Linked DNA regions of Homo sapiens: region 2 is linked to region 1. Evidence: read pairs that join two places in POLR2A ChIA-PET (ENCODE). Cell type or tissue: MCF 10A. All regions are shown on one strand. Links, peaks and the distances in the headings refer to the core of each region. The heading gives the core; the rest is flanking DNA. Region 1 overlaps BUD13 (BUD13 spliceosome associated protein). Region 2 has its middle 5.6 kb from the start of CEP164.

Evidence for each region. Peaks named below come from ENCODE experiments on the same cell type or tissue, not always from the same donor. Only the 100,000 strongest peaks of a DNase experiment are listed, where the experiment ranks them.
Region 2: POLR2A ChIA-PET joins it to region 1 with 5 read pairs; 7 of 35 experiments call an interaction of 5 or more read pairs at or near these places.

The regions. Positions count from the first base shown.
Region 1 is chr11:116,765,641-116,772,479 of GRCh38, reverse strand. BUD13 (BUD13 spliceosome associated protein) reads left to right here. Exons shown (of 10, transcript NM_032725.4): 2 at 2,258-2,351. Among named protein-coding and RNA genes, the nearest start is that of BUD13, 3.9 kb to the left of the region's middle. In MCF 10A, for the core only: no CTCF peak of the experiment used is centred there; no DNase peak of the experiment used is centred there.
Region 2 is chr11:117,317,335-117,327,250 of GRCh38, reverse strand. It overlaps a transcript of CEP164 not described here. Among named protein-coding and RNA genes, the nearest start is that of CEP164, 5.6 kb to the left of the region's middle. In MCF 10A, for the core only: no CTCF peak of the experiment used is centred there; a DNase peak (open chromatin) is centred at 7,620.

The sequences.
Region 1 (6,839 bases), core at 37-2,536:
TCTTTAGGGCCCGGTACCTGCCTGTGGGGATTCCCAGATCCCAAGGACTTGGTTCTGAATCAGAGACCTTTGATCACCTCCTGTTACTCTTAGTAATAGTCCTAACGTGAGAAGCTAACATTTATATAGTTATACTTTTCTTGCCAGGCACCATTATAAGAAATTTAAACATATATAAGTTTATTTAAGCCTCACCACACTACCATGAAGTGGGTATTATTTTCATATGGGACAACTTTGTGGCCCAGTGTAGTGGGCCCTACCAAATCGTTTTCCACCCAGAACCACAGAATGTGACATTTAGAAATAGGGTCTTTGGAGATGTAATCAGTTAAGATGAGGTCATACTTGATTAAGGTGGGTGCCAAATCCAAGATGACTGTTTGCCTTTTAAAAAGAGGGAAGTATGGATACAGACACAGCAACAAAGGAAAAACGACCATGTCTAGATGAAGGCTGAGATTGGATTGGATTTATGTTGCCAAAAGCCAAGGTATGCTTGGGGCTACCAGAAGCTGGGAGAGGCAAGGAAAGATTCTCTGCTAGAGACTTTCCAGGGAGGATGGCCTTGCAGACACCTGGATTTCAGATTGCTAGCTTCCAGAACTGCGAGAGAGTTTCTGTTGTTTTATGCCACGCAATTTGTGGTACTTTGTTACAGTAACCCTAAGGCACTGAGATACCCAGTGAAGTCACATTGTTCTAAAGAACTAGTCCAAGTTCTTTTCTGGTTTGGTGCTTGCCTTATTATTGTCTTCGTCTTTCTGCCTCGCTGACTTGTGTGGATCCTTTGGAGGCAGTGCCATGTGATGAAAGTAGCTTGAGTGTTGGAGCAGCACTGGTCAGAGTTCGAATCCTAGCTGTGCCACTTTATAGGCTGTGTACCCTTGGGCAAGGTGTTTCATCTCACTGAGCTGCAGTTTCCTTATCTTTAAAATGAGAATAATAATAATAATGGTTTTATTAAGTGGTGGTTGTGATTAGAGGGATTGCATTAAGTGACCCTGGCTTTTTGAATAACTTCACATCATGGCAGTCATTGTTATTATTTGGGCTCAGCTATATAGTTTATCCACGTAACAAACATTTATTGAATATTTCGTATTCCAGTTACTGTAGGGTGTTGAGGATGCCTCTGTGAACAAAAAAAACATAGTCCCTGTTCTTGTGGAGCTTATAGATTAATGGGAATACAGGCTTTAAGCAACTAATTACACAACTAATCGATATATTTTCTTTATGATAAATGCAATGAAAGTATTCCAAGAGTTTTTAACAAGGGTTCTTAGTCTTGAGTGAGTGTGGGATGGTGAGGGAATTGGGTGAAGCAGTCAAGAAAAGTTTGCCAAAGGAAGTTAAATTTGTGTTAGGACCTGAAGAATGAGGAAGAGTTTCCTGGAATGAGAAAGAGTTTCCTAGCACTTTGGGAGGCCAAGGCGGGTGGATTGCTTGCATCTAGGAGTTTGAGACCAGTCTGGGCAACATGGTGAAACCCTGTTTCTACAAAAAATACAAAAAAGTAGTCAGGCACAGTGGCACATGCCTGTAGTCCCAGCTACTTGGGAGACTGAGTAGGGAGAATAACTTAACCCCGGGAAGTCAAGGCTGCAGGGAGCCATGATGGTGTCCCTGCACTCCAGCCTGGGCAGCAGTGTGAGACCCTGTCTCAAAAAAGAAAAAGACTAGGGCCGGGCGCGGTGGCTCACGCCTATAATCCCAGCACTTTGGGAGGCCAAGGCGGGCGGATCACGAGGTCAGGAGATCGAGACCATCCTGACTAACACGGTGAAACCCCGTCTCTACTAAAAATACAAAAAATTAGCCAGGCGTGGCAGTGGTCGCCTGTAGTCCCAGCTACTCAGGAGGCTGAGGCAGGAGAATGGTGTGAACCCGGGAGGCAGAGCTTGCAGTGAGCTGAGATCGTGCCACTGCACTCCAGCCTGGGCAACAGAGCGAGACTCCGTCTCAAAAAAAAAAAAAAAGAAAAAGATTGAAAAGAGTAGATCAGGCAGAGGGAAGGAACTGCATATGTGAAAACTGATGTGATAGGAACTTGGCTCCTTTCTAAGCACCAAAGGATGACCAGGGAGGTGTTCAACCAAGGAAGTAGCAGTAGGAGATGAAGTTGACCTTGTAGACAAAGACTGGACCATGCAGGATCCTGTAGGATTTTGAACTTTATTTTAAAACCAATAGATAAATGTTTTTATGCTGGTATCCTAGAATGACTCTTTTTGATCTTCTTATTCTCATTTAGAATGCGGATTGTGGATGATGATGTGAGCTGGACAGCTATCTCCACAACCAAACTAGAAAAGGAGGAAGAGGAAGATGATGGAGATTTGCCTGTGGTATGTATCTTTGGGGCTGTCAGGATTTTGAAATGAAGCAAGCTTCTCAATTTCCTTTTTTTTTTTTTTTTTGAGACGGAGTCTCGCTCTGTCACCCAAGCTGGAGTGCAATGGCATGATCTTGGCTCACTGCAACCTCCGCCTCCCGGGTTCAGATGATTCTCCTGCCTCAGCCTCCTGAGTAGCTGGGATTACAGGCACCCGCCATCATGCCTGGCTAATTTTTTTTTTTTAATTTTTGTAGAAATGGGGTTTCACCATGTTGGCCAGGCTGGTCTTGAACTCATGACCTCAGGTGATCCACCCACCTTGGCCTCCCAAAGTGCTGGGATTACAGGCGTGAGCCATTGTGCCAGGCCAAGCTTCTCAAATTTATTTTTCCAGCTTAGGGTAGATTTGTAGGGGGGTTAGTTGAGAACAGAAAAGAGGTGACAGTTTCCAAAGAGCTGTTTAAAATAGTTTTCTTTGCTGATGCCTATACACCAACTTGTCTCTTTATGGAGGGTCCATCAGCCTAGAAATGAGATGGATCACAGAGAGAGGACTTCTCGACATCAGTGTTAGAGTAATGATGAGACTTAGCTGTGGTTCATTTTGTTGGAATCTTTCTTAAAAACAATGCTGAGGTTCAGTTATAGGGAACTTTTTATTTGCTCCTTTTTTCAGTGCTTTAACTAAGCTTTCAAATTGTATATTCTTGCCTAAGTACTGGAGATATGTAGATTAATAGAACATAGCTGTATTTTAGAGATTATACCCTAGAATGAAAAACTGAATTTCAGATAAATTTCAACAGTATGGTAAATGTTGGGGATGTTTCACATACGTACCAAGTACCATTAGAGCCCGGGGAGGTAGCATACTTTGTATTCTGTTGGGAGATATCCTGAAAGATGTAAATACTGAGTTTTGAAGGGTAAGTAAGAGCCAGGTGGACAAAATCATAGGCAAATGACCTCCCAGTGGTTCATGAAACCATTGCTGAGAATTTCTGAGAAACAAAGTGGAAAGGAGAGCTGTAGATAGGCTGAATTCCACTAAAGTTGGTAAAGATGGATTCCAGTGAGTATTTAATATTAATTCCCAGCAAAATTCTTTTTTTTTTTTTTTTTTTGAGACGGAGTCTCACCGTGTTGCCCAGGCTTGAGTGTAGTGGTATGATCTCGGCTCACTGCAAGCTCTGCCTCCTGGGTTCACACCATTCTCCTGCCTCAGCCTCCTGAGTAGCTGGGACTACAGGGGCCCACCAACACGCCCGGCTAATTTTTTGTGTTTTTTTTTGTATTTTTAGTAGAGACAGGGTTTCATCATGTTAGCCAGGTTGGTCTTGATCTCCTGACCTCGTGATCCGCCCACCTCGGCCTCCTGAAGGGCTGGGATTACATGTGTGAGCCACTGCACCTGGCCAATTCCCAGCAAAATTCTAAAATAGATTATTTAAAAGAGGGCTTGCTAGTAATTAGAAGGGAAATAGTGATCTTAGGGAGCCAATTTAGTTTTGGTCAGAAGAAGTAAATATTAACAATGTTTGTTGTTTTTTTTTAATTTTATAAAAGCAATGCATATTTATTACAGAATATTTGGGAATTAAAAAAAGTTTAAAGTTTTTAAAAGAATAAACACTTGCATGTTACCATCCAAAGATAACTGCTAATACTTGGATGCATATCTCTTCAGGTTTTTCTCTTTAGAGATTATACACGCTTGTATTTTATTTTTTTGAACATAATTGGGATCATATTGTACATAGGGTTTTGGAGTCTACTCCTCTGCTAAATAATATGTTGTGGATACTCTGGTAAGACCTTAAAATATTCTTTGAGTGTATGATTTTTAACGGTTATGTAGTAGTTCAATATATATATTTTATCTGTTCTGTTACTGGATACATGGATTGTTTCCACTTATAAAATATCATACATCGTTGTACATAAATCATTTGTAGAAATCAGTTTATTTCTTTATTCCCATAAAATGAAATGAGTGGATCAAAGGGTATGGTTCGCTTTAGTTATATTCCCATGTTGCTTTCCAAAAGGTGCTACCAATTTACACTCCCACTAGAGGTGATGAGAATGCCAGTTTGCCTACGTCGTCAATATTAGAGCACTATTATTATTATTATTATTATTATTATTATTATTATTATTATTTTTGAGACAGGGTCTTGCTCTGTTGCCCAGGCTGAAATACAGTGGTGTGATCATGCCCCATTGTAGCCTCTACCTTCCAGGTGCAAGCAATCCTCCTACCTTAGTCCTGCACGTAGCTGGTACCACAGGTGCGCACCTCCATGCCTGGCTAATTTTGGGTATTTTTTGTAGAGATGAGGTCTCTGTGTTGCCCAGTCTGGTCTTGACCTCCTGGGCTCAAGTGATCCTCCTGCCTAGGCCTCCTAAAGTGTTGGGATTACAGGTGTTAGCCACATGCCCCACCAATATTGAAGGATTATTAACAAAACAAAACCAATAGCAAACCTATGCTGATTTAGCAAGTGAGTAATGGTATCCAGTTTCTTTTTTTTTTTTTTTTTTTTTTGGTGGAGTCTCACTCTGTTGCCCAGGCTGGAGTGCAGTGGCGTGATCTCGGATCACTGCAAGCTCCGCCTCCCGGGTTCACGCCATTCTCCTGCCTCAGCCTCCCGAGTAGCTGGGACTACAGGCACCTGCCACCATGCCTGGCTAATTTTTTGTATTTTTAGTAGAGATGAAGTTTCACTGTGTTAGCCAGGATGATCTTGATCTCCTAACTTCATGATCTGCCTGCCTCGGCCTCCCAAAGTGCTGGGATTACAGACGTGAGCCACCGTGCCTGGCCCAGTTTCTTTGAACACTAGTGAAATGAATCATTTTTTATATGTTCATTAGGCTTATGTTGTGGGTGTATTTTATCATTTGCCTTTTCACTTAGTTCATAATTGTTTTTATTATTTTTTTTTTTTGAGACATATTCTCACACTGTCACCAACGCTGGAGTGCAGTGGCTCAATCTTGGCTCACTGCAGCCTCTGCCTCCCAGGTTCAAGTGAACCTCCTGCCTCAGCCTCCCAAATAGCTGGGATTACAGGCGCCTGCCACCATGCCCAGCTAATTTTTGTGTTTTTGGTAGAGACGGGGTTTCACCGTGTTGCCTAGGCTGGTCATGAACTCCTGGGCTCAAGCAATCCACCCGCCTCAGCCTCCCAAAGTGCTAGGATTACAGGAATGAGCCACCGCACCTGGCCATTTTCTTTTATAATATTGTCTTGCTTTTATGATGGCCCAAAAACCTAAACAAAGGAGGCTTTAGTGCCACTGCTCTCTGCATTGGTTAAAACAGATCTTGATTACTGAATTCATTTTTGTAACTGCAAGATCACCACCACCACCAGTAATAATGGTAAAACGATTATGATGATTACGATAGCAGTGGCAGCACAGGAATAATTAATAGGTGTCATTTATTGGGCATTTATCATGTACCAAGCATGGCTAAGCTTACGTGAATTATCTCATTCAATCCTTATAGCAATCCTTTGAATCCCACTTTTACAAATGAGGAAATTGAGGCTTAGAATAATTTACCAAAGGTTACACAAATGCTAAGTGGCCGAGCTGGGGTTTAGATCTTAATTCATCTTGCCCGAAACCTGTGCTTTTAACGCTCAGTGAGAGATCTCAAAACTGGGTTATATGAAGAATGATGGTAGGATTTTGGGAGAAGTAGAGGGCTATTATGACCTGGATTTAAATTCCAGTTCTGCCACTTGTTAGCTTGTGACATTGAGAAAGTTACTGAACTTCTCCGAATCAGTTTGCTATTCAGTAGTGTGGAGCCTTTCTTTACAGGATTATTGTGAGAATCGAGTTAGATTATATGAGTAAACCACAAAACACAGTACCTTGCACATAGTTGCTACTCTGTAACTAGGATTTATTATGCCAGCAATCTTGAAAGTTTGTCATGTGGACTTACATCACAGGTCAGAACTAGAATGAATTCAAAGAAGTTATAGGAAGGCAGATACGGTACTAGTAAAACTAAGAACTTTCTAACATTTTTGAAAAATGCAGTGGACTGTGTTGTAAGATAATGAGTTCCTTGTCAGGAAGGGATTGGGCGAGTGACCACTTATTAGGAATACTATAGAGAAGATTCTGATTTGTTCAGAAGTTTAGAAGATATGAAATGTGGTTTTAGCTCTTAAAGATTAATGATTCTGTGTACATCTCAGTGGCTCTTTTTGGTTGTATTCAAGAAAACCTATCACTGTGACTACCTACAACAAGAAAGGATTCATAGAAACCCAAAGTCCTTGATTAGTGCTAGGCATGATGGGGGGAGCCACCTATGTTTCCACTGTTAATGTAGAAGTAAAAGTGTAAAAGGAATTTAGTTGTTAGTTTACAAGTGGCTGTTGTGTACCTAGCAGGTTAATAAAAAGGTTTGTAATGAAAAAAATTAACCTTTGCAGGGTAATTGATTAATTAGAGAAGGATCTACAATTAA
Region 2 (9,916 bases), core at 6,545-9,044, 550 kb before region 1:
GTCCACTCCCCATCTCTCCCCGCAAAAAAACTGGCTCTCCTGTGCTCCTATTAAACCAGTGAGCACCTGACCAGGAGTTAAACCTATTTTCTACTATCCATCTTTTCACCAAAGCCCAGGGTTCAGTTTGTATGTCTGCAAGATGGGGATAGTAATGTCTGTCATAACTATTTCAAAGAGTCTATTGAAGAAGAAAAAAAGTGACACAATGTGTAGCTCCTCCACACACCCTGTCGGGCAGAAAGGTTGCTACTAATATAATTCCGAAGAGTTTTAGTTTTGCTTGCACGGAGGGCAAATCTTCCTTTCTCTCATATGTCTCCAACCTCCTAGAGAAGTTAAGAGGGGCAAAGAAAGTTCTGGCCATTACATCAATAGGAAAACTGAGAAACAGACAAATACAGATGCTGCTAGTTGAGGAGGAAAATGATGAGGCCAAGCTCATAGAGCCGCTCCTGATAGGTTCTAGAGATGTAGCTGACTCAGGATAGTCCCAGTGCCACTCAGAGGCTGATTCCAGGATGAGAAACTCAGATTGTTGGAATATACAGAGCATATTCCTTGTGAAAATTATCAAAATCAAAATAGAGTCATTTGTTTTAAAACCCTGACAAATGGAGCCAGGGAAGACCATGAAGAGAGGGTTCTCACGCATGAATACCTGATAACAAAAACTATCGACCGGGCCTGGTGGCTCATATCTGTAATCCTAGCACTTTGCCAGGCACAGTGGCTCACACCTGTAATCCCAGCACTTTGGGAGGCCAAGGCGGGTGGATCACCTAAGGTCAGGAGTTCGAGACCAGCCTGGCCAATATGATGAAACCCCGTCTCTACTAAAAATACAAAAATTAGCTGGGCATGGTGGCACACGCCTGTAGTCCCAGCTGCTCAGGAGGCTGAGGCAGGAGGCTGAGGCACTTAAACCCGGGAGGTGGAGGTTGCAATGAGCCCAGATCAAGCCACTGCACTCCAGTCCAGCCTGGGTGACAGAGCAAGACTCCGTCTAAAAAAATAAATAAAATAAAAATTCCTACTTGAGCCAGGCACAGTGGCTCATGCCTGGAATCCCAGAACTTTGGGAGGCCAAGGCAGGTGGATCACCTGAGGTCAGGAGTTAAAGACCAACCTGATCAACATGGAGAAACCCCATCTCTACTAAAAAATACAAAATTAGCCAGGCATGGTGGTGCATGCCTGTAATCCCAGCTACTCGGGAGGCTGAGAGAGGAGAATCGCTTGAACCCAGGAGGCGGAGTCTGTGGTAAGCCAAGGTCTCGACATTGCACTCCAGCCTGGGCAACAAGAGCGACACTCCGTCTCAAAAAAAAAAAAAAAAAAAAAAGGTCCTACTTGCCCAGCCTCTATGGCATGTGTATACCTATTGCAATGCTACTTCTAAATAAATATCATTTTCTTTTGGAGTTTCCCTCTCTGTTATTTAGATTGACGTCATCATGTTTAAATTTAAATCCTTCTGCAGCAGTTATGCCTATACTTCCTTTATTCTTACTGTAAATGACAAATCATCGTCCCCTTTCCTCTCCATCTTCTTTAAAAGTCTTGGCCGGTCACAGTGGCTCACACCTGTAATCCCAGCATTTTGGGAGGCCGAGGCAGGCAGATCGCCTGAGGTCAGGAGTTTGAGACCAGCCTGGCTAACATGGTGAAACCCCATCTCCACTAAAAATACAAAAGTTAGCTGGTTGTGGTGGCAGGCACCTGTAATCCCAGCTACTCGGGAGGCCGAGGCAGGAGAATCGCTTGAACCCAGGAGGTGGAGGTTGCAGTGAGCCGAGATCTCGCCATTGCACTCCACCCTGTTTGACAAGAGCGAAGCTCTGTCTCAAAAAAAGAAAAAAGTAGGCCAGGCTGTGGTGGCTCACACCTGTAATCCCAGCACTTCGGGAGGGTGAGGCAGGTGGATCACCTGAGATGAGGAGCTCAAGACCAGCCTGGCCAACATGGCAAAACCCTGTCTCTACTACAAACACAAAAATTCACTGGGCGTGGTGGCACACACCTGTAGTCCCAGCTACTTGGGAGGCTGAGGCAGGAGAATCGCTTGAACCCGAGAGGCAGGGGTTGCAGTGAGCCAAGATCACGCCACCGCACTCCAGCCTGGGTGACAAAGTGAGACTCTGTCTCAAAAATAAATAAATAAATAAATAAATAAAGGTCTCACTGAGGGGCCAAAGGGACCAGACTGGGAAGGAATTCTGGGCTCACCAGCTCATCTACCACAAACCTGCACAAAACAGGGATTCAAAAAACCATTTGTAGACTTGGTCCCTATATCTAAGAATTTGCAATCTTTGCAATCAATCTGGTTTTTTGTTTGTTTGTTTGTTTGCTTTTTGAGATACAGTCTTACTCTGTCACCACCATGCCAGGCTAATTTTTGTATTTTTAGTAGAGACAGGGTTTCACCATGTTGGCCAGGCTGGTCTTGAAATCCTGACCTCAGGTGATCCACCCACCTCGGCCTTCCAAAGTGCTGGGATTACAGGCATGAGCCACCACGCCCAGCCCTGTTGATTTTAATTGCCATCCAAATGCTTAACTCTTGTGCCTTAGCATGGGTTCCTTGCTCTCTCATGGGAAGAGCTAATAAAATAAGAGATACTGTGGGATTAACAGGATTACCTTCACACAAATCAACAATTTGCATTTTATCAGGTTTCCCCATAGGTTTGTACTCAGAAATGCAAGCCAATTTATAAAATGCCCCCAAGGCAAACATAATTTAAAAAGTAAGACTTTGGGGGGAAAATAACAAAAATGACACACAAATTTTTTTTTTTTTTTTTGAGAGGGAGTTTGTTGCCCAGGCTGGAGTGCAGTGGTGCAATCTCAGCTCACTGCAATCTCTGCCTCCTGGGTTCAAGCGATTCTCCTGCCCCAGCCTCCCAAGTAGCTGGGACTACAAGCATGTGCCACCACACCGGGCTATGTTTTGTAGTTTTAGTAGAAATGGGCTTTCATCATGTTGGCCAGGCTGGTCTTGAACTCCTGACCTCAGGTGATCTGCCTGCCTTGGCCTCCCAAAATGCTGGGATTACAAGCATGAGCCACTGTGCCCATCCTGACACACTAAATGATATACCAGTAATATACCCAATGAGTGAAGAAGAGAGAGAGGACTTCACTCATAGGTTGTCTTCTACAGTAAGGATGAACATTTAGGGGTCATATTTCAAAGATGGGAAAGAATTGATGACAAATTTTTTCCCTACTCCTAGGTCAGAAACCACTATTAGAACTTTTTCTTACAACTCAACAGCCAAAACAAGAGAAAAAAAACCAAATAACCGGATTTTTAAAATGGGCAAACTGCCTTAAAAGACATTTCTCAAAAGAAGATATACAAATGGCCAACAGGTACGTGAAAAAATGTTCAACGTTACTAACCATGAGGGAAATGCAAACCAAAACCACAATGAGATACCACCTTATTCCAGTTAAAATGGCTACAATAAAACAGACAAAGGAAAACAAAAGCTGGTGAGGATATGGAGAAGAGGGAATACTTAAAATGTTGGTGGGACTGTAAATTAGTACAATCACCATGGAAACTGTATGGTGGTTCCTCAAAAAATTAAAAATAGAACTACCACACAATCCAGCAATCCCACTACTCAGTATATATCCAAAGGAAATGAAATTAGTATGTTAAAAAGATTTCAGCACCCCCATGTTAACTGCAGCATTATTTACATTACCCAAGATATGCAATGAACCCAGCTGTCCAACAACAGATGAATGGAAAAAGAAAATGTGGTATATATACACAATGATATAACATTCAGCCATAAAAAAAAATGGAATCCTACCATTTGCAACAACATGAATGAACCTGGAGGACATGGTGTTAAGTGAAATAAGCTAGGCACAGAAAGACAAATACCGCATGATCTCAGTCATGTGGAATTAAAAAAAAAAAAAGTTGATCTCATAGAGAGTAGAACAGTGGTTACCAGATTGAGGAAAAGAGAGCAGAAGATGGGAAAAGGTTGGTCAATGAGTATAAAGTTACTATTAGAAGGAATAGGCTGGGCACGGTGGCTCATACCTGTAATCCCAGCACTTTGGGAGGTGGAGGTGAGTGGATCACTTGAGGTCAGGAGTTCAAGACCAGCCTGGCCAACGTGGAGAAACCCCGTCTCTACTAAAAATACAAAATTAGGCCAGATGCGGTGGCTCACACCTGTAATCCTAGCACTTCGGGAGGCTGAGGTAGGCAGATTGCCTGAGCTCAGGAGTTCGAGACCAGCCTGGGCAACACAGTGAAACCCCGTCTCTACTAAAATACAAATAATTAGCTGGGCATGGTGGCGTGAGCCTGTAGTCCCAGCTACTTAGGAGGCTGAAGCAGGAGAATTGCTTGAACCTGGGAGGTGCAGGTTGCAGTGAGCCGAGATCACGCCACTGCACTCCAGCCTGGGTGACAGAAAAGACTCCATCTCCAAAAAAAAAAAAAAAAAAAAAAAAAATCTATCTATATACATATATATATATAAACACAAAATATGCCAGGCGTGGTGACACATGCCTATAATCTCAGCTACTTGGGAGGCTGAAGCAGGAGAATCACTTGCACCCGGGAGGCAGAGGTTTCAGTGAGCCAAGATCGTGCCATGCACTCCAGCTTGGGCAACAAGAGTAAAACTCTGTCTCAAAAAAAAAGAAAAAGGAAAAGGAGGAATAAATTCTGGTATCCTATTGCACAGTAGGGTGACAATGGTTAACAGTAACACTGATACGGTATATTTCAAAATAGCTAGAAGAGAGACTTTTGAATGTCCTTACCACAAAGAAATTATAAATGCATAATGTGGGCCGGGCGCGGTGGCTCACGCCTATAAATCCAGCATTTGGGAGGTCGAGGCGGGCGGATCATGAGGTCAGGAGATCGAGACCATCCTGGCTAACATGGTGAAACCCCATCTCTACTAAAAATACAAAAAATTAGCCGGGCATGGTGGTACACGCCTGTAGTCCCAGCTACTCAGGAGGCTGAGGCCGGAGAATCCCTTGAACCTGGGAGGTGGAGGTTGTAGTGAGCCAAGATCACGCCACTGTACTCCAACCTGGGCAACAGAGCGAGACTCCACCTCAAAAATAAATAAATAAATAAAGTGGTGGTCATGCTAAATATCCTGATGTGATCATTATGCAACATATATATGTATCAAAATATCAAATTGTACTCCATAAACATGTACAATTAAATGTTAATCAAAAAACAGTAACAGCCGAGAGCAATGGCTCACATCTGTAATCCCAACACTTTGAGAGGCCGGGGCAGGAAGATCCTTTGAGGCCTGGAGTTCAAGACCAGCCTGGGCAATATAGTGAGACCCAATCTCTTAAAAAAAAACCCAAAAATTTAACCAGGCTTGATGGTGTGTACCTGTAGTCTCATCTACAGAGGCTGATGTGGAAGGGTCACTTGAGCACAGGAGGTCAAGGCTGTAGTGAGCCATGATCATGCCACTGCACTGCAGCCTGAGTGACAGAGCAAGACCCCATCTCTAAATACAAATAAATAAACAAGCATTTTAATTCTGGGAAAAAAATAACTTTTTATTCTCTTTTTTATACTGTTTATTTGGGCTATACAGAAAACTACTCACATGATAAGAAAGGAAAACACTTGATAATCCTACCAATTATTTAAGGATACAAAGATATAAAATGTTCCCTCTACACTTTCAATCCACTTTATTTGAAACTGCAAACCGCCCTCCCATCTCCTTTCTCTATTTTATTTTTCTCTATAGCACATATCACCATCCAAGATACTATAATTTTATTTCTTTACTGTCTGTCTTCCTGCATTAGAGTGTAAGCTCCATGAGGACAGGGATTTTACATATCATTGTATCCTCAGTGCCTAAAATAGTGCTTAGCGTGTAGTAGGCACTCAGTGTACATTTACTGAATGAATGAATGAGCAAACTAAGGAAGAAATTAAACCCTACACTTCAAAGGAAACCACTGTTGACACTGTGGGTGCTATCTTCCATATTTTTTTATGCTTATGCAGATGTAAATGTATATACCTACATATTTATGCATATATGCACAGCCCATTCTTTTTAATTTTTACAGAAATGAGATCATAATGTTATTGTTCTAACATGTGCTTTTTTTTTTTTTTTGATACGTAGTCTCACTCTGTCACCCAGGCTACAGTGCATTGGCATGATCTTGGCTCACTGCAACCTCCGCCTCCCGGGTTCAAACAATTCTCTGCCTCAGCCTCCCGAGTAACTGGGATTCCAGGCATCCGCCACCACGCCCAGCTAATTTTTGTATTTTTAGTAGAGACAGGGTTTCACCATCTTGGCCAGGTTGGCCCTGAACTCCTGATTCACGCGCCTTGGCCTCCCAAAGTGCTGGGATTCCAGGTGTGAGCCACCACGTCAGGCCCCTGACATGCTTTCTTTAACTTGTCATAAACAGGCCGGGCGCGGTGGCTCACACCTGTAATCCCAGCACTTTGGGAGGCCGAGGCAGGTGGATCACGAGGTCAGGAGTTCGAGACCAGTCTGGCCAACGTGGTGAAACCCCATCTCTACTAAAAACACAAAAATTAGCCAGGCTGGCCAACATGGCAAAACCCCATCTCTACTAAAAATACAAAAATTAGCCAGACATGGTGGCACACGCCTGTAATCCCAGCTACTCAGGAGGCTGAGGCAGAGAATTGCCCAACGTGGTGAAACCCCATCTCTACTAAAAACACAAAAATTAGCCAGGCTGGCCAACATGGCAAAACCCCATCTCTACTAAAAATACAAAAATTAGCCAGACATGGTGGCACACGCCTGTAATCCCAGCTACTCAGGAGGCTGAGGCAGAGAATTGCTTGAACCTGGGAGGTGGAGGTTTTAGTGAGCCAAGACTGTGCCACTGCACTCCAGCCTGGAAGGCCAGTTTATAAGAAGCTATCCCATTGTTTTTAATGGTTACTTAGGATTTCATTGAACAAATGTCTTGTTCCCTATTTAATTTTTTTTTTTTTTTTGAGACCGATTCTCACTGTCACCCGACTGGAGGGCAGTGGCGCAATCTCGGCTCACTGCAACCTCTATCTCCCAGGTTCAAGCGATTCTCCTGCCTCAACCTCCCAAGTAGCTGGGATTACAGGCATGTGCCATCACACCTAGCTAAATTTTTTTTTTTGAGACAGTCTTGCTCTGTCACCCAGGCTGGAGTGCAGTGGTGCAATCTCGGCTCACTGCAACCTCCACCTCCCGGGTTCAAGCGATTCTCCTGCCTCAGCCTCCCAAGTAGCTGTGATTATGGGCACCCACCACCATGCCTGGCTAATTTTTTTGTATTTTTAGTAGAGACAGGATTTCACCATGTTGGCCAGGCTGGTCTCAAACTCCTGACCTCAGGTGATCCACCCACCTCGGCCTCCCAAAGTGCTAGGATTACAGGCTTGATGATTATTTTTGGTTTTGCTTAAAGAGATGGGGTCTTGCTCTGTCTCCAGGCTGGTCTTGAACTCCTGGCCACAAGCGATCCTCCCACCTCAGACTCCCAAGTGGCTTGGATTACAGGCGTGAACTATCACACCCAGCTTCATTTGTTTTGAATCCAAGGTTTTGCCATAGTACACACTGCTGAAATATTGTTGTTTTTGTTGGAAAGGGTCCTAGAAATGCCATTGCCCAAAGAGTTTGCATTTTTAACATATTAATAGGCATTGCAAATTACTCTCCAAAAATGGAATAATTTACAGTCCAAACAATACCTTCACCAATACCAAATGTTACCAATCTGAGAGGAGACGAAAGAAAGAAAAAGGAACAAAGAATCTACTGTTTTACTTTGTGTTCTTTCAACTATTAACGAAGTTAAGCTTTTTTCAAGGTTTTTTATGTTTATCATCCATTTGAATTTCCTCTGTGAATTAACTGTTCACATTCTTTGTTCATTTTTCTTTTTCTTTTCTTTTTTGTGTTTTGTTGTTGTTTTTCCTCACTCTTTCCCCTTACCCTTTGTTCATTTTTCTATCAGGTTGTTTGGGATTTATATTGATTTGTAGAAGCTCTTTGCACATTATAAACATTAGCCCTTTGTCTCTATTGTGTGATAAATGTTGTTTCTTAATCTGTGACTGATCTTTTAACTTTGTAAATGTCAGTTTTCTCAGTAGTTGCAACAGTAATAATCCTAATAGCTGACCTTTATTGAGCACTTACAATATGCTGGACACCATTCTAAATGCTTTACATGGATTGTCTCATCGAATTCTTACCTTTTGAGGTTTGAACTATTAATATCATTATCTCCATTTTACAAATGATAAAATCAAGTCTCAAAAAGGGGCCAGGCAAGTTGGCTCACGCCTGTAATCTCATCACTTTGGGAGGCTGAGGCAGGCAGATAACTTGAGGTAAGGAGTTAGAGACCAGCCTGGCTAACATGGTGAATTCCCGTCTCCACTAAAAATACAAAAATTAGCTGGGCGTGCTGGCGCGTGCCCGTAGTCCCAGCTACTTGGGAGGCTGAGGCAGGAGAATCGCTTGAGGAGGCAGAGGTTTCAGTGAGCTGAGATCATGCCACTGCATTCCAGCCTGGGTGACAGAGGGAGACTCCGTCTCAAAAAAAAAAAAAATTAGCCAGGCATGGTGGTGTGCGCTTGTAATCCCAGCTACTCAGGAGGCTGAGGCACAAGAATCGCTTGAACCCAGGAGGAGGAGGTTGCAGTGAGCTGAGATGAAGCCACTGCACTCCAGCCTGGGTGATAAAGTGAGACTGTTTCAAAAAAAAAAAAAAGGACTCAAAAAGTAAGTAACCAGAGTGGGCTCTCCCAGTTACTAATTGAACCAGAATTAGAACACTGGTGGTATTGGAATACTTCTGATTCTACAGAAGTTTTAAATATTTAAGTCATCAAATCCATCCAGTTTTTGGGTTTGTTTACCTTCTAGGGTTTGTTAGGGAGGTCTTCTTCAATATAAGATCATGAAAATATTCTATTTTTCCTGTAGTTTTATTTTAATGTTAAATTCTTTAATCTATCTGGAGTTTATTTTCAGAGGAATGAAATTGGATTTGGTTTTTTTTCCTTCCAAATGGGCTGCCAGACGTCCCAACAACAGTTTTTGAATAATGCGTCCATTTTCCTCTAATACGAATGCCATCTCTATCATATCTACAATTCCCATAGATACATTTCTCTATTTTGATTTCGATTTTTTTAACTTGTGTCTAATCATCTTATTGATTAGGGTTTTCTATCCATATCATATAATCTGCAACTAATGATTCCTTTGCTTTCCAACATATATAACACTTTTTCCATTTTCTTGTCTTTTGAGTCAATCAGACCGGTCTGAACCGTGTAGGATAAGAGTAGAGATAATGATCGGCCGGGCGCGGTGGCTCACGCCTGTAATCCCAGCACTTTGGGAGGCCGAGGCGGGAGGATCACGAGGTCAGGAGATCGAGACCATCTTGGCTAACACGGTGAAACCCCGTCTCTACTAAAAATACAAAAAATTAGCGGGGCGTGGTTGCAGGCGCCTGTAGTCCCAGCTATTCGGGAGGCTGAGGCAGGAGAATAGCCTGAACCCGGGAGGCAGAGCTTGCAGTGAGCTGAGATCCCACCACTGCACTCCAGCCTGGGCGACAAAGCGAGACGCCTTCTCAAAAAAAAAAAAAAAAAGAGTAGAGATAATGATCTTTCCTTTCCAAAGCCTGCCTTTAATGGGAGTAACGTAGCCTGTTATTACTACATTTGTTGTTGTTGTCGTTATCTTGTTTAAAAAGTTTCCTGGCTGGGTACAGTGGTCCATGCCTATAATCCCAGCATTTTGGGAGGCCGACGTGGGCGGATCACTTGAGGCCAGGAGTTCGAGACCAGCCTGGCCAACATGGTGAAATCCCATCTCTA